Linked DNA regions of Homo sapiens: region 2 is linked to region 1. A link is a loop called in an ENCODE intact Hi-C map of the cell type or tissue named here. Cell type or tissue: K562. All regions are shown on one strand. Each heading gives the region's core, and the rest is flanking DNA. Links, peaks and the distances in the headings are about the cores only. Region 1 overlaps LAMP3 (lysosomal associated membrane protein 3). Region 2 has its middle 27 kb from the start of SNORA63E.

What was found. Hi-C counts contacts between places; a loop is a spot of excess contacts. Peaks named below come from ENCODE experiments on the same cell type or tissue, not always from the same donor. Only the 100,000 strongest peaks of a DNase experiment are listed, where the experiment ranks them.
Region 2: a loop joins it to region 1, with 8 times the contacts of the local background. A loop is called at or near these places in 2 of 110 quality-filtered maps.

The regions. Positions count from the first base shown.
Region 1 is chr3:183,116,698-183,128,303 of GRCh38, reverse strand. It overlaps LAMP3 (lysosomal associated membrane protein 3), which reads left to right. Exons shown (of 6, transcript NM_014398.4): 6 at 4,090-6,089. The coding sequence ends at 4,223. Among named protein-coding and RNA genes, the nearest start is that of MCCC1, 23 kb to the right of the region's middle. In K562, for the core only: a CTCF peak has its summit at 5,779 (motif pointing left); a DNase peak (open chromatin) is centred at 5,803; H3K27me3 peaks cover 18 bases.
Region 2 is chr3:183,474,692-183,486,297 of GRCh38, reverse strand. No RefSeq gene overlaps it. Among named protein-coding and RNA genes, the nearest start is that of SNORA63E, 27 kb to the right of the region's middle. RefSeq lists enhancers at 5,818-5,867, 7,564-8,099. In K562, for the core only: CTCF peaks have their summits at 5,755 and 6,149; a DNase peak (open chromatin) is centred at 6,177.

The DNA of each region.
Region 1 (11,606 bases), core at 2,180-10,179:
ACTAAGGAAAGGAATCATCTAATGGGGACAGGGAGAACTAAGAGGAAGGGGCAAGGGTGGAAGTGAAACTTCTCAATGCACAGCATCTTGTATTATTTTGACTTTTCAAATCATATGACAGTGTTAAATCGTCAGAACACTTTTTTTTTTTTTTTTGAGATGGAGTGTCGCTCTGTCTCCCACGCTGGAGTGCAGTGGCGTGATCTCGGCTCATTGCAAGCTCCGCCTCCCAGGTTCATGCCATTCTCCTGCCTCAGCCTCCCAAGTAACTGGGACTACAGGCGCCTGCCACCACAACTGGTTATTTTTTTATTTTATTTTATTTTTCATATTTTTAGTAGAGACGGGGTTTCACTGTGTTAGCCAGAATGGTCTCGATCTCCTGACCTTGAGATCCACCTGCCTCAGCCTCCCAAAGTGCTGGGATTACAGGCGTGAGCCACCGTGCCCAGCCAGTCAGAACACATTTTAAAGACTACAGGAATGATAGTTATCAAATAGAATTGAAGTGTCATAAACCTGGACAATGGATCAAGGTCAAAGATTGTTTCCTTAAGTTGAAATAGCAACCAAAACGTTGTTCACACAGGGCTTGGGGGGCGGCTGCTGGCACTGTGGGCTTCTTAATGAAAAAATTTAAGCTAAAAACATCAAAAATTAAAAGTTTTTAAAACATTTTTCATTTAACAGGCCATTGAAATGCATGGTACAAAAATCAGTGATAAGGTTATTATAAAATGAAATGGACAGAATAAATGTTTGATTTAATTTTCCATCTATGAGAATTTCACAATAAAATCAGTTTACTTTTTAAAAAAGAAAAAAAAAACATAGACAATGTTAAAAACAGTGACATAACTATTCAAAATTTGGAGTTGTCTGGGCACAGTGTCTCACACCTGAAACTTTGGGAGGCCGAGGTTGGAGGATCACTTGAGGCCAGGAGTTCAAGACCAGCCTGAGCAACATAGTAAGGACCCCATCTCTTCAAAAAAGTTAAAAAGTAGCTGAGTGGGGTGGCATTTGCCTGTACTACTAGCTACTTGAGAAGCTGAGGTGGGAGGATGGCTGACCTCAGGAGCTGGAGGCTTCAGTGAGCTATGATCGCACCACTGCCCCCCAGCCTGGGCAACAGAGCAAGACCCTGTCTCAAAAAAAAAATTGGGGGAGTTGAAGAGAGGGGAGATGGAAGGGACTCTGTTAGTGCTACTCTTTCAAAACAGTATCAATAGATAATGTTTAAACTGGAAACGAAGTTTAGTAAACACAAGTCCAATTTATTTCATAACCTCTTAATGTATTTCATAATTGTTTAATGCATACTTCATAATCTCTTTTTAGAACTCTAAAGGGACCCTTTATGAACCAATATTTCCCATGACAAAGAAACATTGGTTTGTGATAATTCCTTCAAGTTCTTTTATCCTATTAAACACAAGTAAAATTGAAATTAACAAATGTAATAAAATAGTACTTGTATGATCCTATCTTAATAAAAGTATTTCTATTTATTTTTCTAACCTATCTATCCTTGTAGTTCTAAAGAAAGAGGCCTGAAATAATGTTTCTCCATATTAGCAATGACATTTCTTGGTGGATGGTCTTGGGGTAATTGGTTTTACTTTTTTGTTTGTGCTTTTTCTCTATTATTTTAGTTATTTATAATGAGAATAGACTATTTAAAATAGAGTGATTTTGCTTTAAGCATGCACGTGAGTTTGCACACATGCACACGTGTGCACACACACACACACACACACACACACACATTCACAGAGGAACTACATGCCCAAAAAGGTTTATAGTGATTGATTCAAATAGAAGAAATGGGGTGATTGGATCAGTCACTTCTTTTCTTTGTGTACTCTTTTGCATTTTAGAAATGTTTAAACAATGTTAAATAATTTAATAGCTTAACAAGAGAGAGTAAAAGTTGCCCTCCACTTCCTTCCCAGTCCTCCTGCCAGTTTTTGGTGTATCTTTTCACACTGGACCCACAAGCACATGGGTTTGGGTTCACATGATACTTCACGGAGCTTAAGGAACTTCTGTTACAGAACACCGAGACCTACCACGTTCTTTTTAATGGCTATATTATTTTCTATTGTCTGAATACTATTTTAGTTTTTACGTATATTTAAATTGTCTCATAAAATGGACAGTGCTGTAATATACCTTTGCATAGTGTATGAATATATCTTTGGGATAATTTCCTAGAGATAGAATTATTGGGTCAACAGGTGTGTGCATTACATTTTGTTTTAACTTTTTGTATTTTTTCCCACTCATTTTAATTCCTTAACTTGTCAAAGTTCTTTTTTCGTTTAAGAAATATAGGCCAAGTGTGGTGGCTCACGCCTGTAATCCCAGCACTTTGGGAAGTCAAGGATTGCTTCAGCCCAGGAGTTTGAAACCAGCCTGGGCCACATAGCAAGACCCCATCTGTAAAAAATAAAAAATTGGCCCAGCATGGTAGCACACACCCCTAGTCCCAAGAGGATGAGGTGGGAGGATGGCTTGAAGTCAGGAGTTCCAGGCTGCAAAAAAAGAGAAACATATATAAGTAACAAAGTTTCATGTACTCCAAAAGGTCTTATCATGGAAAGCAACATTTCTCTGTCCCTCTGCCTCCCTGCCCCAAGATACAAGATACTTTTAACTAATTTTAACAATTTCTTCTGATTGCTATCTCCATAACTCTAAAAAATAAAAGCTTATCATGATAGTTCCTAATTGATCCATTTTAGACTTCCTGCTATAGCACATAAAGATTTGTGGTTACACAACTATTTTTGGGTAAATCAGTAAGGTATTAAGGCACACATTATTATAGTTTTATAAATATTGTCTGCTGTCAAGCCAAATCGTGTACTACAATCACAGTTTCTTTCTTGTCCAAATTTTCTTTTTCCTGGAATCTTTAATTAATTGCCACTCTGTCTTCTCTGACCTCTTCTGATACTTTTTTTCTCAGATCTCAGGTACACTGAATTGGGTTGATGGTGATCCTTGGTTCAGGACATAATTTCAGTGTTAGTTCGTACAATGACCTCACACATGTATCTTTTTAGCTATAATGACTAAGACATGGTTCTTCATTTATTTGCTCTTTTCTCCCAGTCTCTTCATTAGAGTATTCTATCAACTTCCCCTTTTACCCCAGACCCCTCCGTCTTTCCTCGGTTGAGATTTATTAGTCTCTGACCCAATCAATTACATTAAATGAATTGAGTAAGCGTTTTCTAATGGTATAAAGAAAAAACAGTCTTGATAAGTTTGTAAACTCTCACTTTTAAGCTCTCATAAATAATTTGGTCTGTTTTCTAATATTAGCTAAAAGTAATACAATAGAACCTTAGGAGTGACAAAAATGTTTTATAAAGTGGATAAAAATCATGTTTCTCAAGAGATCATCTGTAATCTGGTCACTGGTCACACAAATGTTTTTTGTTTGTTTGTTTGTTTGTTTTTGAGATGGAGTTTCGCTCTTGTTGCCCAGGCTGGAGTGCAATGGTGTGATCTCGGCTCACCGCAACCTCTGCCTCCCGGGTTCAAGCAATTCTCCTGCCTCAGCCTCCCGAGTAGCTGGGATTACAGGCATGTGCCACCACGCCCGGCTAATTTTGTATTCTTAGTAGAGATGGGGTTTCTCCATGTTGGTCAGGCTGGTCTCAAACTCACGACATCAGATGATCCGCCCGCCTCGGCCTCCCAAAGTGCTGGGATTACAGGCGTGAGCCACTGTGCCCGGCTGGTCTCTTTTATGTAAGCATATCCCACTTAGCAGGGAGTATGCCTGGAGTGACTTCTTACTCAGTTCAGGAAATAAGGATTATGATTATTGAATGTTAATTACTAAGAAAATATGGTTATTTAATCTTCTGACAGTCTTACATATTATTTGCTTACTTTATAAATTAGGAAATTGCAAGGGTAAATTACCTGCCCAAGGTCACAAAGCTAGTTAATGGTGGAGTTAAAAGTCAAGCTTTGTTTGATGCCAAAGCTCATCTTCTTTCCCCTCTAGCCTGCTTTCTGGACTGCATCACCAAACCTTACCCACTGTATTGTATTTGTTTTCTCTCTTAGTGGATGAGTGCTCGTCTGACTACACAATTGTGCTTCCTGTGATTGGGGCCATCGTGGTTGGTCTCTGCCTTATGGGTATGGGTGTCTATAAAATCCGCCTAAGGTGTCAATCATCTGGATACCAGAGAATCTAATTGTTGCCCGGGGGGAATGAAAATAATGGAATTTAGAGAACTCTTTCATCCCTTCCAGGATGGATGTTGGGAAATTCCCTCAGAGTGTGGGTCCTTCAAACAATGTAAACCACCATCTTCTATTCAAATGAAGTGAGTCATGTGTGATTTAAGTTCAGGCAGCACATCAATTTCTAAATACTTTTTGTTTATTTTATGAAAGATATAGTGAGCTGTTTATTTTCTAGTTTCCTTTAGAATATTTTAGCCACTCAAAGTCAACATTTGAGATATGTTGAATTAACATAATATATGTAAAGTAGAATAAGCCTTCAAATTATAAACCAAGGGTCAATTGTAACTAATACTACTGTGTGTGCATTGAAGATTTTATTTTACCCTTGATCTTAACAAAGCCTTTGCTTTGTTATCAAATGGACTTTCAGTGCTTTTACTATCTGTGTTTTATGGTTTCATGTAACATACATATTCCTGGTGTAGCACTTAACTCCTTTTCCACTTTAAATTTGTTTTTGTTTTTTGAGACGGAGTTTCACTCTTGTCACCCAGGCTGGAGTACAGTGGCACGATCTCGGCTTATGGCAACCTCCGCCTCCCGGGTTCAAGTGATTCTCCTGCTTCAGCTTCCCGAGTAGCTGGGATTACAGGCACACACTACCACGCCTGGCTAATTTTTGTATTTTTATTATAGACGGGGTTTCACCATGTTGGCCAGACTGGTCTTGAACTCTTGACCTCAGGTGATCCACCCACCTCAGCCTCCCAAAGTGCTGGGATTACAGGCATGAGCCATTGCGCCCGGCCTTAAATGTTTTTTTTAATCATCAAAAAGAACAACATATCTCAGGTTGTCTAAGTGTTTTTATGTAAAACCAACAAAAAGAACAAATCAGCTTATATTTTTTATCTTGATGACTCCTGCTCCAGAATCGCTAGACTAAGAATTAGGTGGCTACAGATGGTAGAACTAAACAATAAGCAAGAGACAATAATAATGGCCCTTAATTATTAACAAAGTGCCAGAGTCTAGGCTAAGCACTTTATCTATATCTCATTTCATTCTCACAACTTATAGGTGAATGAGTAAACTGAGACTTAAGGGAACTGAATCACTTAAATGTCACCTGGCTAACTGATGGCAGAGCCAGAGCTTGAATTCATGTTGGTCTGACATCAAGGTCTTTGGTCTTCTCCCTACACCAAGTTACCTACAAGAACAATGACACCACACTCTGCCTGAAGGCTCACACCTCATACCAGCATACGCTCACCTTACAGGGAAATGGGTTTATCCAGGATCATGAGACATTAGGGTAGATGAAAGGAGAGCTTTGCAGATAACAAAATAGCCTATCCTTAATAAATCCTCCACTCTCTGGAAGGAGACTGAGGGGCTTTGTAAAACATTAGTCAGTTGCTCATTTTTATGGGATTGCTTAGCTGGGCTGTAAAGATGAAGGCATCAAATAAACTCAAAGTATTTTTAAATTTTTTTGATAATAGAGAAACTTCGCTAACCAACTGTTCTTTCTTGAGTGTATAGCCCCATCTTGTGGTAACTTGCTGCTTCTGCACTTCATATCCATATTTCCTATTGTTCACTTTATTCTGTAGAGCAGCCTGCCAAGAATTTTATTTCTGCTGTTTTTTTTGCTGCTAAAGAAAGGAACTAAGTCAGGATGTTAACAGAAAAGTCCACATAACCCTAGAATTCTTAGTCAAGGAATAATTCAAGTCAGCCTAGAGACCATGTTGACTTTCCTCATGTGTTTCCTTATGACTCAGTAAGTTGGCAAGGTCCTGACTTTAGTCTTAATAAAACATTGAATTGTAGTAAAGGTTTTTGTAATAAAAACTTACTTTGGAGATTTGTGCATGTCATTTATTTTTTATGATTCATTTTTGTGCTGTATAAATTTTGTTTACAATCATCTTAGGTTTTTGCTCCGATCAATAAGTTAAATCATCTTTCTATAATTTGTTTCATTCTATTCTCCATTGCCACATTATCACTTGGTAGGAATTCCTGAGAAGATAAACCACATTAAAGTTACATATGAAATGTCTCAACTCTTAGCTTAGACTGACTGCATTACTAGTTTGCTTAAATGTCGCCACGTTTGTTCATTCATTCATTTGATCAGCATTGATAAGGATTTGCTAAATGCCAGATACTCTTGTAGGAGCTGAGATAAATAAGAGGTCCTATATTAGTTACCCATAGTGATCTGAGAGAAAGAGAGAGAGGGCTGGGAGCGGTGGCTGACACCTGTAATCCCAGCACTTTGGGAGGCCGAGGCAGTCAGGTCACGAGGTCAGGAGTTTGAGACCAACCTGGCCAATATGGTGAAACTCCGTCTCTACTAAAAGTACAAACAAATTAGCTGGGCATGGTGGTGTGCACCTGTAGTCCCAGCTACTCGGGAGGCTGAGGCAGAAGAATCGCTTGATCCCGGGAGACAGAGGTTGCAGTGAGCCGAGATCATGCCACTGCACTCCAGCCTGGGCGACAGAGCGAGACTCCATCTCAAAAAAAAAGAGAGAGAGAGAGACTGACCAAGATGAAAGCCGTCATATTTTTATAACCTAATCACAGAAGAAACATACTATCGCATGTCTGTTTATGGTTCACACAAACCATCTCTGGTACACTGTGGAAGGGGACTACACAAGGGCTCGAATATCAGATTTTAGTCCATTCTGTGCCATTATCACAGAATACCACAGATTTTTTGATAACTTACAAGCAATAGAAGTTGATTTGGTCATGGTTCTGGAGCCTGGGAAGTCCAAGATGGAAGGGCCAAATCTGATGTGCATCTTCTTGCTGCCTTGTAACATGGTAAAAGGCATCACATGGTGCGAGGACACAGAAGAGAGAGCAAGAGGGGGCCCCACACTTGTAATAATAGCATTAATCCATCCACGAGGGCAGAGCCATCATGACCCCACTGCCTCTTAAAGGTCCCGCTTCTCAACACTGTTGCATTGTAGATTAAGTTTCCAACATATGGTTTGGGGGACACCTTCCAACCACAGCGCCGGGAGAGGGAGGAACCCCTGGAGGCAGCGTGGATGCTGCCTACCTCAGGTGCCTACTGTCAAGGTGAACATTGTGGAATTCGTGGTTTACTTTTTGGAGGGAACTTCAGTAAATAAATTCCAGTATATATACTAAGATAAGTGGATTAATAGGAACATATACAAGGGATGATGAGAGCAAGGCCCTTTCCAGCCTGCTTCCAACCCTGCCCCAGGTGTAGCACCTCCTCAGGAGCACAGCCTCCCAATCCCTGGTGATGAAGGTCCATTGACCACAGGGTCTGGTGTTGACCCATTGGTCTACAGCACTGACGTCACGGCTTCACCTTCCTAAAAGAAAGTAGCCAGGATGGCTCCAGCCCCTACCCAATCTGCCCCACCTTTGTTCTTCTCACACTTTTCTTGCTTTGTAAGGTCCTAGATCCCCCCTCTGGACTCCTGTTTGGGGCTCTAAGCTTGAAGGCCAAGAAGGTCTGAGGACACAAATACATGAGCCACTCCTTCCTGACCCGGGTCTTGGTTCTCTAGGATGATTTGCTGTGAGGTTTCCCTCTGCCCACTAAGTAAAAGGAATATAAACTATAAAAAGAATGGAAGAAGAATCTCTGCCAATGAAAAAAGAGTTTCATTTTATAATACTCCAGCCCCTCGCTCATCAACAAGTCCCTTCACCCCACCTTAGTGCCTCCAAGAGATGCCAATTTTGGTCAAGTGTTGGCAGGCATAAATAAGAGATGTTTAGGCCAGGTGCCATGGCTCACACCTGTAACCCTAGCACTTTGGGAGGCTGAGGCAGTTGGATCACCTGAGGTCAGGAGTTTGAGACCAGCCTGGCCAATGTTGTGAAACCCCATCTCTGCTAAAAATATAAAAATTAGCCAGGCATGGTGGTGGGCACCTGTAATCCCAGCTGTCTGGGAGGCTGAGGCAGGAGAATCATTTGAACCTGGGAGGTGAGGTTGCAGTGAGCCAAGATCGTAGGACTGCCCTCCAGCCTGGGCAACAGAGTGAGACTCTGTCTCAAAAAAAAAAAAAAAAAAAAAAAAAAAAAGAGATGTTTTATTTTGTTTTTAACTTAACTAGTTTTATATTAAGACCAAGATTGACTAAAGATAAAATTGTGAAATAAATTCTGTTATCAAAATTATAAAATCTCTTTTGCTTTCCAGATATTCCCTCATGCTGTCCTGGCAAACTTTCTTCTTAAGTGCTCATGTATTCTTCTAACTTCCTCATACCTCCACCAGCCCCACCACCCCACCCCAACATGCTTTGGCTGACCCCAACAATGTTATTCACTCACTCAATTCCATTTTTTTTTTAAACGGAGTCTCACTCTGTCACCCAGGCTGGAGTACAACGGCACAATCTCGGCTCACTGCAACCTCTGTCTCCTGGGTTCAAGCAATTCTCCTGCCTCAGCCTCCTGAGTAGCTGGGATTACAGGTGTGCACCACCATGGCCAGCTAATTTTTGTATTTTTAGTAGAGACGGGGTTTCACCATGTTGGCCAGGGTAGTCTCAAACTCCTGACCTCAGGTGATCCACCCTCCTCAGCCTCCCAAAGTGCTGGGATTACAGGGTCGAGCCACCGTGCACAGCCATTTTTTAAATTTTTTATTTTATTTTATTTTATTTTGAGACAGGGTCTCGCTCTGTCACCCAGGCTGGAATGCAGTGGTGTGATCACGGCTTACAGTAGCTTCAACTTCCCAGGCTCCAGCGATCCTCCCACCTCAGCCTCGAAGGTAGCTGGGACTACAGGTGCGTGCTATCACACCCAGCTAATTTTTAATTTTTTTTTTTGTAGATACGTGGTCTTGCTATGTTGCGCCAGCTGGTCTAAATTTCTGGGCTCAAATGATCCACTCACCTCTGCCTCCCAAAATGCTGGGATTACAGGCATGAAGCACCAATCCTGGCTCATTATCATGTGTTAGTAACCCATTGTGGAGTCGTCTTTTATCCCTCCCAAGGCCACGTGCATTTTGTCAAAAGACATTACCTTAATCCAAAGGCATAAAGCTTCGACTAAGTGCAATGGCTCACACCTGTAATCCCAGCACTTTGGGAGGCCAAGGGAAGCAGATCATTTGAGGCCAGGAGTTCGAGATCAGCCTGGCCAATATGGCAAAACCCCATCTCCACTAAAAATACAAAAATTGGCTGGGCATGGTGACACGCACCTGTAGTCCCATCTATTCGGGAGTCTGGGGCATGAGAATTGCTTGAACCCAGGGAGCGGAGGTTACAGTGAGTTGAGATAGCGCCACTGCACTCCAGCCTGGGTGACAGAGTGAGACTCTGTCTCAACATCGACAACAAAACAAAGGCATAAAGTTTTATGTGTGAGGTTTTAGGCCTGAGCACAAGATTAGCAAGAGGAATCTTTCAAGGCAGCAGGATCTCCTGGCCTCCATCTATTCTCACCACCTGCCAGGAGTCCCTACCCACACTTCCTGTTAAGATAGCTCTGATTATAAGCTTGTTCTATACTCACCTGCCTCTGTAGCTTCACTAGCTATTGGATGGACACTTTTAATTGGACAGTTTTAAAAGACATTACCGGCTGGGCGCGGTGGCTCACACCTGTAATCCCAGCACTTTTGGAGGCGGAGGCGGGTGGATCGCAAGGTCAAGAGATCGAGACTATCCTGGCCAACATGGGGAAACCCCGTCTCTACTAAAAATAAAAAAATTAGCTGGGTGTGGTGGTGCACACCTGTAGTCCCAGCTACTCGGGAGGCTGGGGCAGGAAAATCTCTTGAAACCAGGAGGCGGAGGTTGCAGTGAGCCAAGATAGTGCCACTGCACTCCAGCCTGACAACAGAGTGAGACTGTCTCAAAAAAAAAAAGTCAGCCAGGCATGGTGGTGCACACCTGTAATCCCAGCTACTCAGTAGGCTGAGGCAGGAGAATTGCTTGAACCTGGCAGGCGGAGGTTGCAGTGAGGCAAGATAGTGCCACTGCACTCCAGCCTGGGTGACAGAGCGAGACTCCATCTCAAAAAAAAAGAGAGAGAGCTATTGCCACGTTTGCCCCAAAGCCACAAGCATCTTCCACAGGCAGCTCCCAGACAATGACTGAGCATGCAGGGATACTAAGGTGAAACCATTCCCGGGACACATTGTCCTCATCTGACAGCTGACTTTGGCTTGAGAACTTCTCAACTGCCAGAACTTCCCCAGACTGCACGGCAGAAATGCTTCTGCCCAGTGCTCTTTCCCTTTCTCCTTCATGCAAGTTCAAGCTGGCATCATGGTCTGAAAACTCTCCAGCACCTTGGCTCCCTCACCATTTTCTCCCACAGACTTTTCACCTGATAAAGTCTGGCATGGTTAATCCCATCTTGGCATCTTTTTCTTTAAAGTCCCAGACTAACGTAAGTGGTGCTGAAAGTGCCCCAAGAAAAGAGGCAGTAGGAAGGGGATTTGGAACTGGCTCACCCATCACCCAGCAGATGAGGGGATACTGTCCTGGTTGATAGGTGGACGCAGATAGTTCCTGGACCTGGGTGGCAGCTCAGTTGCTAACGATTTCATTGGTGGTGACCTGAGAAAAGATGCTTTTGGAGGGGAATGCTGTAGCAGGTGTGATTTCACAAGCATTTAACAATATGGGAGAACAATGCCTACCAAGACAGCAGAATGGGCTGTCCTACTAAATTGTGTTGATGGCCCTGCAGGGGAATAACAGACTGAGGGCTGTTAACAAGCAGTGAATCACCAAATATGAGAGTAGGAGAGCCTTGGGAGCAGCTTACAAAACAGGCATTATCTTCCGCAGTGGCAAGACAGACTCGGTTTTGAACAGCTGGTCAAAAATCTAATTGCAAGCTGGGCTTGATGGCGCATGCCTGTAATACCAGCACCTTGAGTGGCTCAGGTGGGAGGATTGCTTGAGCCCAGGAGATTGAGACCAGCGTGAGCAACATAGAGAGACTCCTGTCTCTACAAAAAGTTAAAAAATTAGCTGGGCATGGTGGTGCTCACCTGTGGTCCCAGATATTCGGGAGGCTGCGGTGGGAGGATAGCTTGAGCCCAGGAGATCAAGGCTGCAGTGAGCAGTAATCTCACCACTGCACTCCAGCCTGGGTGACAGGGCAAGACCCTGTTTCAAAAAAAAAAAAAAAAATTGCAAGTCTACAGAGCCTCAAAGAGATTTGAGTGTCTGGTGCAGGCAGGTCTGGTATACAAAGTGCAGGGCCCTGGTGGGGAAATCCGGGATCCTGAACCATAGCTCAGGGGCACTGAGATGGATTCCGCCAGTGATATTTGACTCTGCAAAAGCCCAGAGCCTCTGGGATTTCAGATGTAGCCCAGCCTTCCCTACTTCGTGCTA
Region 2 (11,606 bases), core at 1,841-9,840, 360 kb before region 1:
TAAATTCTTTGGGAAAGTTAAAGCTGGGTAGAGGGAAAAGGGGGTGGCCTTTGATGTGTAAGACAACTGGAAATCTCCCTTTGTAACACGAATCCTGGTTCCTCCACGTTTGGCAGTGGAAGGAGAAGCTCCCAGTGGGCACGGAAATTTGGACCTCATAGCCCCAACTCTTCCCTGTAAGGAAAGAGTCCCATACACAACTCTTCATTTAATTTCCTAAGGAACATCAAAGACCAGACTGGAACAGTTAAAACTTTACTTATAACTTAAACATAGGAAGGGAAGATACTCTAGATTATGAGGATGACAAGAATCAGCTATCTCTGAGAAGCAATGTTTGTCTTGAGAAGAAGTGTGTGTGTGTGCGCGTGTGCATGTGTACGTATATGGTTTAAAAATAAAAATAAACAAGCTGGACATTAGTTAAAGCAGTGAAAACAAATTTTATTCAGTAACTGCTGACAGTAGCGGAAAGAGCTGAGCTCTATTCTGATTTGTGCAGAGATGCTGACTGGGCCTTTTAAAGGGAGAATAAGGGAGGCAGGAGGTGGAGCGAGCAGGTTCAGGTAGAGTCAGGGAAGTGAAAAATGACAAAGTGTTGGGCAGAGTCAATATGATGAGACCAGCTGTGTCTGCTAGCTGGCAGTTCTCGAAGCTAGGATCCTCTCTCCTTCCTGATAATTACCTTGAGGGGAATGGCTTTCAGGTCCTTGAGAAAGACACCCCTGAGCTGTAGGCAACACATACATAGTAGCTCAGAGCAACAGAGGAAGGATTCACAATGGTAAGCCTCCTTTTTTTAGTAAATGCTCTAAAAAAGCAAGATCAGGGGCCTGTTGTCAGATGTTGGTGGAACAAACTCAATTCTTTTGACAGCCTTAAGCTTTCCCAGACAGCAACTCAAAAGGGGGCTGGGCCATCCCAGGGACGTGGCCTCAGGCTGCTAGAAGCCATGCGATGGTTTGGTGAAGTCTCTGAGCGCAGGGTATGAGTGGAGTGTTGGTACTGAGAGTTTCAGTGTCCCAGGTATACTTACCTTATGAAACAGATACAGTTAAAAGAACAGGTGTGCCCACCACCTGCGCTGCTGTTGGCAGCATTTTAAAAGAGAACTGACCATTTTCTACAATCCACCACAGGCCCACTGTGCGAGGCCAGGAGTGCCGAAGCCCCTTCTTCTAGAATCTGCTGAAGGCAACTAAAGAGAAAAATAGTACTAAAGCTTCTTTGACCCATACAGGCCAGAGCAGTGCTTTCAAACTTTCTTGAACATGTATCACAATAAGAAACACATTTTCTGTATTTCCTATTCTATTTTTTTCTTAAAATGCTGTTCACAAGCCACCAAATTAATTTCATCACCCACTAAATGGGTCACAGGTCACAACCCATATCTGAAAGGTACAAGGCTGGAGGGCACTGACCTGGGCAGACAGGGCAGGGGTGAGGGGAGATGAGGGTGGCAAAGCCTGGTGTATTAGTCCATTTTCATATGCTGTGAAGAAATACCCGAGACTAGGTAATTTATAAAGGAAAGAGGTTTAATGGACTCACAGTTCCACATGGCTGGGGAGGCCTCACAATCATGGCAGGAGGTGAAGGAGGAACAAAGACATGTCTTACATGGCAGCAGGAAGGAGTGCCTGTGCAGGGGAACTGCCCTTTATAAAACCATCAGATCTTGTGAGACTTACTCACTATCACGAGAACAGCACGGGAAAAACCTACCCCCATTATTCAATTACCTCCCACCAGGTCTCTCCCATGACACCTGAGGATTATGGAGCCACAATTCAAGATGAGATTTGGGTGGGGACACAGCCAAACCATATCATCTTGATTTAACAAAGCGGCAATACACAGAAGGCAGAGGGAAAACCTGACTGCGCAGAGAAATCTGTAAGTCTGGCCTTAGATAAACAGGATTTTTGTTGGTGAAATTCTGTTCTTTGTTTTTTTGTTAGTTTGTTTGTTTTGTTGAGTTTTTTGAGGTTTTTTTTTGAGTTTTTTGAGTTTTTTTGTTAGTTTGTTTTTTTGAGTTTGTTTGTTTTTTTCTGTCGCCCAGGCCGGAATGCAATGGTGAGATCTCAGCTCACTGCAACCTCCACCTCCTGGATTCAAGCAATTCTCCTACCTCGGCCTCCTGAGTAGCGGGGATTACAGGCACCTGCCACTACGCCCAGCTAATTTTTGTATTTTTAGTAGAGACAGGGTTTTGCCATGTTGGTCAGGCTGGTCTCGAACTCCTGGCCTCAGGTGATCCGCCTCCGCCTGCCTTGGCCTCCCAAAGTGCTGGGATTACAGACATGAGCCACTATGCCTGGCCGAAATTCTATTCTTTCATAGTAAAAATGTAGTAATAGGAGCATCTATTGAGTAATTTCCCTGAAACATGAGACCAAGCCAGAAATAGAAAAAAAAAAAAAAAAGAAAAAGATTAGGACAGTGACAAAACTAGTCTAGGAAGAAATGCTGAGGTTTTTAATTGTCAAAGTGCATTCTGGTAGAATGTCACATTCCGGGAAAAGGTCACTGGAGGAATCTGTAGGAAAAATGATGCCTTAGATTTTGTTCTGAGTTCTAAGTAGACATTAGTGAAAGAAGGAATGGGGTGAGTCTTTGTGAAACAATGCAACAAATATTCATTGAGCGCCTACTACGTGCCAGGCATGATTTCTGTCCATCTGTGAACAAAACAAAGCCTCTGCTCACATGAGCTAACATTCTAGTAGAGAGAGACAGGCAAGAATCAAACAAGCATATAATATAATGACAAGTAGAGATAAATGTCCAAAGAAAGTAACTCAGGGGAAGGGTGATGCATGCTACTTGAGCTAGGATGAACACAGCCAACCTTTCTGATAGAGACACTTAAACAGAGGCTTGAGTGAAGAGAGCATGAGAGGCCTGAGAGTATCTGGGGAAGCTTACTCCAGGCAGAGGGAAGAGCTAATGAGGCTCTGAGGTGGGAGGCTTCTGTGTATTTAAGGAACAGTCATGGCTGGGCACGGTGGCTCATGCCTGTAATCCCAGCACTTTGGCAGGCCAGGATGGGCAGGTCATTTGAGGTCAGGAGTTCGCGACCAGCTTGGCCAACATGGTGAAACCCTGTCTGAACTAAAAATACACAAAAATTTAGCTGGTCATTGTGGCATCCCTGTAGTCCCAGCTACTTGGGAGGCTGAGGCAGGAGGATCGCTTGAACATGGGAGGCAGAGCTTGTAGTGAGCCGAGATTGCGCCACTGCACTCCAGCCTGGGTGACGGAGTGAGACTCCATCTCAAAAATAAATAAATAAATAAGTAAGGAACAGTCAAGAGGCCTGTGTAGCCGGACTAAATTCAGAGCCATGGTAGGGAGTCTCAGAGGCCTGTGTAAGCACTTGGAATGTCATCAGAGTAAGGTGATAGCTCTTAAGACAGGTTCAGAAATGCTAGAGACTCACAAATGTTCCACACCTAAGCTTGTGGCTTGCAAATCCAAGTCAGCTATGTTCGCAGGTGCGTAACAGCAAGGAATTGCCACCCTGAGCCCAATGTTTTTATGAATCCAACGTATATTGAGTTTGTTCTCCAAATCCATGCTCTGTCTTGGGCATGATCCTGTTCTGGGCACTCATATTACGGTGGGCTGGGGCTGACTCTCCAAATTGCCTACTCACACACCCTAGGGTTGTTGGGGAAGCCTTTCCAGGAGCTACGATCCCAACTCATTCCCAGTGTAGGTGGAAGGCAGTACTTTGATCATGTGACCGCTTATCCATTCAGCATCTTGGTGACAGTGGGAACATCAGTGCTGGTGTTAGTGGGGATGGGCAAAAGGGGACAAAAGCCAGAACTCTTAAGTTAGTGTGCCCCAGGAAGCCCAGTTAATTTTTGAAAAGATCTTGTTGGCAGCCTAAAATCATGTGACCTGAGATCCAGCACATTAAAAAACAAACTAATAAAAATTTCAATGGCTAAATGCAAACCAACAAACTATTTTAAAAACCTGTAGGCCGGGCGCGGTGGCTCATGCCTGTAATCCCAGCACTTTGGGAGGCCGAGGTGGGCAGATCACGAGGTCAGGAGATCGAGACCATCCTGGCTAACACGGTGAAACTCCGTCTCCATTAAAAATACAAAAAATTAGCTGGGCGTGGTGGCGGGCACCTGTAGTCCCAGCTACTCGGGAGGCTGAGGCAGGAGAATGGCGTGAACCCGGGAGGCGGAGCTTGCGGTGAGTGGAGATCGCACCACTGCACTCCAGCCTGGGCTACGGAGCAAGACTCCGTCTCAAAAACAAAAACAAAAAACAACAACAACAAAAAAAAAAACCTGTAAAAGAACGTGTGGCAATTCAGATGCAAGCTAGAAATTAGGTGCTGAAATTTTTATTTCCAATTTTAGAGACTTCATCTCCCTGGGAGGTGGGTTGCAATCCTCAGCAGGAAGCAAGCCTGGAGATGTGCTGAGGGTTAGAAAAGGCTGCGGCTTTGTTACTCACCTCCACTCTAAGTCACCTCATCCTGAAAGTACAGTAATAATAGACTATGCCTCATAGAGTTTGGGTGAGGATTAGACGAGATCGTACACGTGGAATGCTTAGCTCATCGCCCAACAGATTGTAAATGCACCGCACATGTTAGCTGCTGTAATTGTCCTTACTTGACTGAAGGCCCACGGGGCTGGGGGCTGTTTTCTTGCTGGTTTTTATATCTATAGCACTTAGCACAGTGCCAGGTACACAGTGACACTCCAAGAATGTTACTATATCAACACCTACCGGGAGAAATGTATGGGTAGGGGTGGGGCAGTGTGGGGGTCCTGAGGAGCTGCCACCCCAGTAATTACCACCACCATTATTGATCACCTCTTGGACACTTTACACACGCCAGAGGTTGAACAATGAAAACCATAGATACCTTTTTGGACTCTGCCATATTTTTTAAAATTGGCAACACAGGGGTCATATCCCTACTTCACTGGACAGAAAAGAACAGGTACTGTTCCCTTTAGAAAAGGGCTCGTAAGCCAGGCGCGGTGGCTCACGCCTGTAATTCCAGCACTTTGGGAGGCCGAGGCTGGCGGATCGTCTGAGGTCAGGAGTTTGAGACCAGCCTGACCAACATGGTGAAGCCCCGTCTCTACTAAAAATACAAAATTAGCTAGGGGTGATGGCGCATGCCTGTAATCCCAGCTACTCGGGAGGCTGAGGCAGGAGAATTGCTTGAACGCGGGAGCCGGAGGTTGCAGTGAGCCAAGATCGTTCCATTGCACTGCAGCCTGGGCAACAAGAGTGAAACTCCATCTCAAAAAAAAAAAAAAAAAGAAAAAAGAAAAAAGAAAAGGGCTTGTAAGTCTGGTTTGCCAGTGTCCACTGACCTACTTGGTCCCGAAGGCACTTGAGTTTGCAGTCTCTGACGTACACCATTTTGTTTAATTCTTGCATGAACTCTGTGAAGTAAATTGATGCTATATGGATGAGAAAACTGAGGCTCAGAGACTTCCCAGAGTAAAGACTGAACGCAAGTGTGGGGGTCTCCAAGGCTGGCAACGCTTCTGCTCTGCCCATCGCTGCTTGCAGGGAGCGGGTATATGGAATGCCGTGAGGTGATGTCGCAGGTCTCATCTAAGTCCATGCTTCTATGATTCAAAGATTTTAGATCAAGCATGTCACAACTTTAGAGTCACCATGAAAAAAAAATCTGGAAATACTTATTACTAACTCACTCTGTGATCTGTGCAAGGCCAGGGACCTGTGCCATAAAACCCCCTAGTGGTTGAAGGTGACTTCTGAGTTTACTTCCACCCTAACAGACTCTCATACAGGAGGAAAGGCTGCACTTTTTTTTTTTTTTTTGAGACAGAGTCTCACTCTGTCACCACACTGGAGTGCAGTGGCGCGATGTCGGCTCACTGCAACCTCCGCCTCCCAGGTTCAAGTGATTCTCCTCCCTCAGCCTCTCGAGTAGCTGGGACTACAGGCACGTGCCACCACACCTGGCTAATTTTTGTATTTTTAGTAGAGATGGTGTTTCACCATGTTGGCCAGCATGGTCTTGATCTCTTGAACTCATGATCCGCCTGCCTCAGCCTCCCAAAGTGCTGGGGATTACAGGCATGAGCCGCCGTGCGCGGCCGGGCTGCACTTTTAAAAGTGTCCACGAGGGGACAAAAGATGACCACAAGCTCCTTAGTTACACTCCTAGTGATGGGGTGCCGCCAAGGACAGCCTGGGGTAATTTTCCTAAAAGGAAAGAAGCTCCTGTCTCAACTGCCAGACCTAGAGCTCTGTTGTGTCCTCACGGTTCCCTGCCAGGCCTCCCCTCCCAGAGGGAGCTCTTAGAGTGACTGCAGCTGGTCCTATCCCGGGATTATTGAGTCTTAGAGGCCATTGATTGCAAGATAGCTGATCCTGTGGCAGGAAAAATGGTACAATGCCTTAATGTTAGGCTTTCACAATTCATAAATTGGTCCTGCCAGCTTTTCTTTGCTTTGGAATTTGTCCTCTACCATCAGGGATTTGGCCACTTGCCCTACCCTTCCCTTGCATTGTTTAGCATAATCCAGGCTGTCCTTTTGCGGGTTCTCGGTAACAAAGCGTAATACAGCACTGTTTTCTTAGGTGATCTACAGCACTTATTTGTTACCTTGCAAGAAAGTATGAGGCTTTCTTGAAAGCAGATTCTCTAATCCTCAAGGCGTCTGAGAACTGCAGCCCTGGCTGAAAGCTGCTCATGAGAGACCCTGAGCTAGAGCCACTTAGCTAAACTGCCCCTCAGAAACTGTGAGATAATAAATGTTTGTTGCTTCAAGCTACTAAGGTTTGGGAAACTGATTACATAGCTGTAGAAAACTAATACATGGGGAATCGGTGAAGGGTGGAGGGAGGGCAGCGGGGAGTCTGCCTCAGGGATGTGCCCCCCACCTTCATCCTCCAGACAGGACTTCGGAGCACCTGAGGAAACCCTGAGAGACTCCTCTTTAGGGAAGTCATCCAGCCCCGGGGTCCCCTTATGCCAGGAGCAAACAGTGAGGACAGGAGAATGACCATCTATCTTGCTGAAAGCTCTGTGAGGGAGAGATGGAGGGACAGAGGGAGCCGTGCCCTGGATGAATAGGAAGGGCTGTGTCTCCAGGGTCCATGGCCTCTGTGCCCTGGATGATGCTGGGGCTGCTAGGGACCACAGAGCCACCCCCTGGGAGGCTGGGGTTGGCCTGGCTCAGGGGCCTTTGTCAGCCATAGACACCCACAGCCTGGGGTAGACAGGGCTGGCAGGCAACACAGGAACTGGAAAACCGGACAAGCTCCAGCCCCTCCGCAGGGTAAATGACAACTCCAGGTAAAATGATTAGCTGATTCCAGCCCCTCTGCAGGGTAAGTGGCACCTCCAGGTAAAATGATTAGCTGGTTCCAGCCCCTCCGCAGGGTAAGTGGCACCTGGGGTAAAATGACTGCCTGGAGCTGGCAGCTGCTTTCCCCTCTCTCTCGCGGGCCCTGCAGGGAAGCGTAGGAAGGGGAGGGGGCACAGCGCTGGGCACAGAGGGGCTCTCAGACCCTGGACTGAACTGTTTCAGGGGTCATCTAGCCCATTCCCCGCCTCCAGGCGAGGATTTGCCTGAGCCTGGAAAGAGGAAGGATCCTCCCAGCCCTGTCAACCCCAGATTCCACCTCCCTGTGGGGGGACTGTCAGCGCAGGCCCTGACAACCAGAGAAAGACACAGGACCCAGCTGGGCCGGTGACAGCAGGAGCTCCAGGTGCCACAGGTGAGGGTGGGGATGCCTGGAGCACCACGGGGGGCCCAGTTAGTCTAGAGCCAGGTTTTCCATACTCCTTAGAGTGCAACCTCAGGGAGACGCAAATTTTACCCAACACAGAAATACATTTATAGAATTCAAACACAAGCAGACGAAACAATGTTTACCCTTACAGTGTGTGAAGTCCTCATCTGTCCCACCTCATCCTATCGTGCTCTATTCTATCCTAGGAGACAAAGCAGGAGGAGGGCTGCGGAAGTGGGGGAGTCTTATCCAGGCCCTTGGGTGACACGTCTCTCCTGATAAAAACTGCAGCTGCTCTGGGCGTGCCCTCGCCTGTCTCCCCCCAGGCCCTGGGTTCCTGGCAGCAGAGACAGTTACCTATTGACCAGGCATCCCCCAGGGCTCCTGGAAGAATCCCAGAATTCTCAGAACCAGAAAAGCTTAGACAGCATCCTGCAGGCAAAGCCCCTTGTTCTCTGGGGAGTAAAGTGCGGCTCACAGGGTATCCCACCAGGGACAGTGATTGACCACCAGGCTGTGGGCCCTGTGGGGACTGGCTGAAGGCCCTGTGGGAGCTGAGTCAGGGCCAGGACCGGGGTGTCCTGACTCCTAGAGAGCAGGTTCCTTTCCTCACTCAGGCCTTCCAGTCCCAGCCCTGGGCTGATTTTTGCTGTCTTATATCATCTGCATATTTATTCCCCTGCTGGATTCACTGGCCATGGGCTCTGTGGTCCTAACAGTCTTAGGGACTAAGGAGCTGGCAGCACTGAGGGGACCCCAGAATCTCAGACTCAGGGTCTGGCCTCACAGACATGTGAGGGAACAACTCAAAGGCCCATTGCCCAGTGGCAAGAGGAGGCAATTCGGAGTCCGTCAGACCTGAGTGCAGTCAGACCTGATTCTCACTCTGTCACTTACTAGCTGTGTGATCTTGGGTAAGTCACTTAAGCTCTCTGAGCATCAGTTTCCTTATCTCTAACATTAGGATAAAAATATCTATTGTGTAGGGTTGGTGTAAGGATTAGCAAAAATGTATATGATGTGCAGTCCATGGCACATAATGGGAACTAAAAAATAGCACTTGTTAGCCAGGTGCAGTGGCTCATGCGTGTAATCCCAGCACTTTGGGAGGCTGAGGCGGGTGGGTCACTTGAGGTCAGGAGTTCAAGACTAGCCTGACCAACATGGTAAAACCCTGTCTCTACTAGAAAAAAAAAAAAAATTAGCCGGGCATGGCGGGCACCTGTAATCCCAGCTATTTGGGAGGTGGAGGCAGGAGAATCACTTGAACCCAGGAGATGGAAGTTGCAGTGAGCCGAGATCATGCCACTGCCCTCCAGCCTGGGTGACAGAGTGATACTCTGTCTCAAAAAAAAAAAAAAAAAAAAGAAAAGAAAAGAAAAGAAAGAAAAAAAGAAAAAATAGCACTTGTTATGACTATTGTTGATAGTAATTACAATAATACATTACAATAATACTAACTAGAGGGTCTCAAAAGTACTGTGGGTACGGCAGGTGTGCTATTACTTAGTTTTGGAGGAGATTTGGCTGCCATAGTTTTCATCCTAGACAAAAACGAACTTTTCATAAGCACAAAGGGGAGAAAGCAGATTACGTAGGTTATGAACAGCCTTAATAATAGAAGAAGAGGAAAACACCTACCTTAAAACCAAACCCAGGACACAGGCTCTTGCCAAGCATTCACCTTGGTTACAAGTGATAATTGGATCTTGGAAAATGAACAGAATGATTCTGGTCCCAGGCGAGGTCCTGTGATATGCTGGGAAGACATATCCCCGTTCTCTAGAACACTCCCAGTCCATGTATCAGAGTACATGTAAAGTGCGTGAATAGGTAAGGACAAGAAAAGTAGGAAAGGTCGGGAAAATCAGGTTAAGGACTGGGAAGCATTATATCTCTTCTCAGAGGACATCTTCATAGCTCATAATGTGTAGACATTAAATGACATGGGAAATTCAATTTTGGGGCTTACTGTTTTATCTAGAATTGCTGTTTTATTTTCACTAATTGAATGAGATCTCTTAACAAGTGAACCTAACATGTTAGAGAATTTAAATTATCCTGATCAAAAAATACATTTTTTGGTAAGTTATATAGTTTGAAAACAAAATTGTGACAAGATCAATAATTTTGCTCTAAATTTGGCATCTCCCTGCTTGTCCACTATGAGGAATGGGACCTCACAGATCCTACCTGCAGAGGCTGCTCTTCCCACACAGGTTTAAAATAAGGAAAATAGTTAGAAGGAAATAATTCAAATGTTCCTAGCATAAAGAAAACACAAAGCTGGGTGAGGTGTCTCATGCCTATAATCTCAGCACTTTGGGAGGCCAAGGCAGGCAGATTGCTGGAGCCCAGGAGTTTGAGACCAGGCTGAGCAACATGGTGAAACCCTGTCTTTACTAAAAATACAAAAATTAGCTGAGCATGGTGTTGCACACCTATGGTCCTGGCTACTCAGGAGGCTAAGGTGAGAGGATCACCTGAGCCTGGGAAGTTTGAGGCTGCAGTGAACCATGATTGTGCCACTGCACTCCAGCCTGGGTGACAGAGTATGGCAGAGAGAAAGAGAAAGACAGAAAGAGAGAGAGGAAGGAAGGAAGGAAGGAAGGAAAGAAGGAAGGAAGGAAGGGGAAGGGAAGGGAAGAAGGAAAGAAAGAGAAGAAAGAAAAGACAAATATTTAAGGTGATGGGCATCCCAGTTACCCTGATTTGATCATATGACTCTATCAAATTATCGCATATACCCAGAAAATATGTACATTGATTAGGTATCAATAAAAATAAAAGAAAAATCTAAAATAATAAAATGAGGAAACTGTATTTTTGTTTTGCTTCCATCTACATTTTTCTTCTCCTTTCAGAAAAGAAAAGTAAACCATTTATGCACAGCTTTTAAAGGACCCTCTCTAGCACAAGAATGGAGGCTGCCATTTCCCCATCTGATGGCCTAACCCTCAGGGGCTTTTCTCTTATCTCGGAGGACCAAACGGTATAAGAGGAAGCTTACCTAAGCCAGGTGCTGGACTATGAGCTTCTCCTCATTTATTCTGCACAGGGAGGCTTTATATAAAGAGTCTCTTTCATTTTGTTTAAAAGCTGTCATTTTGTTGCATAGATATTTTGTAGGTAAGAGCTCTGATAGAAGAATTTCAAAGTGTCTAAGTTGGCCAAGTGAAGATTCTGGCCAAGAGACTGAGTCTAGGGAAGCTAGTCCCAGCAAGAGACCTCTTTTGGGTGCCAGAGTTTCCATCTCTGGTAGTGAGAGCTAATGTGACCATCATATACTTCTTATGCAAGGAAGCAGGAAACATCTGGGTGAATGAATCAACACGGAGCATGGTCCAGAAAGGAAAAGCAGGAGCTGGGGGAACCCATGATGAAAATAGCCAGAGGTAGAAGGGTTTGTCTTCTCCTTTCCAGCCTGAGCAGGTTGCCATATAACTCAGCACCAGGGCCCATTTTTTCATCTACTGGGCACCAGGCATGATGCTTGGTGCCTTACCTATCACTTAATCCTCATTTACTTACTGTCCCTTGATGTGGGTACCTTGAAGATGGTAAGATGCACAAGGCAATTGCATTGAGCCACTAGGATTATTTAGTCAGCCTTATCTCTGTAGCCAACATTCTGCCAAGGGAAGGGGGCACTAACACAGAAATATAAGCCATAGTCCTAGCCTATATAGGACTTGCTATAATACTTCCATTGCTGAATTATTTTTTATTTTATTTATTTATTCTTTTGAGACTGACTTTTGCTCTTGTCACCCAGGCTGGAGTGCAATGGCATGATCTCTGCTCACTGCAACCTCCACATCCCGGGTTCAAGCGATTCTCCA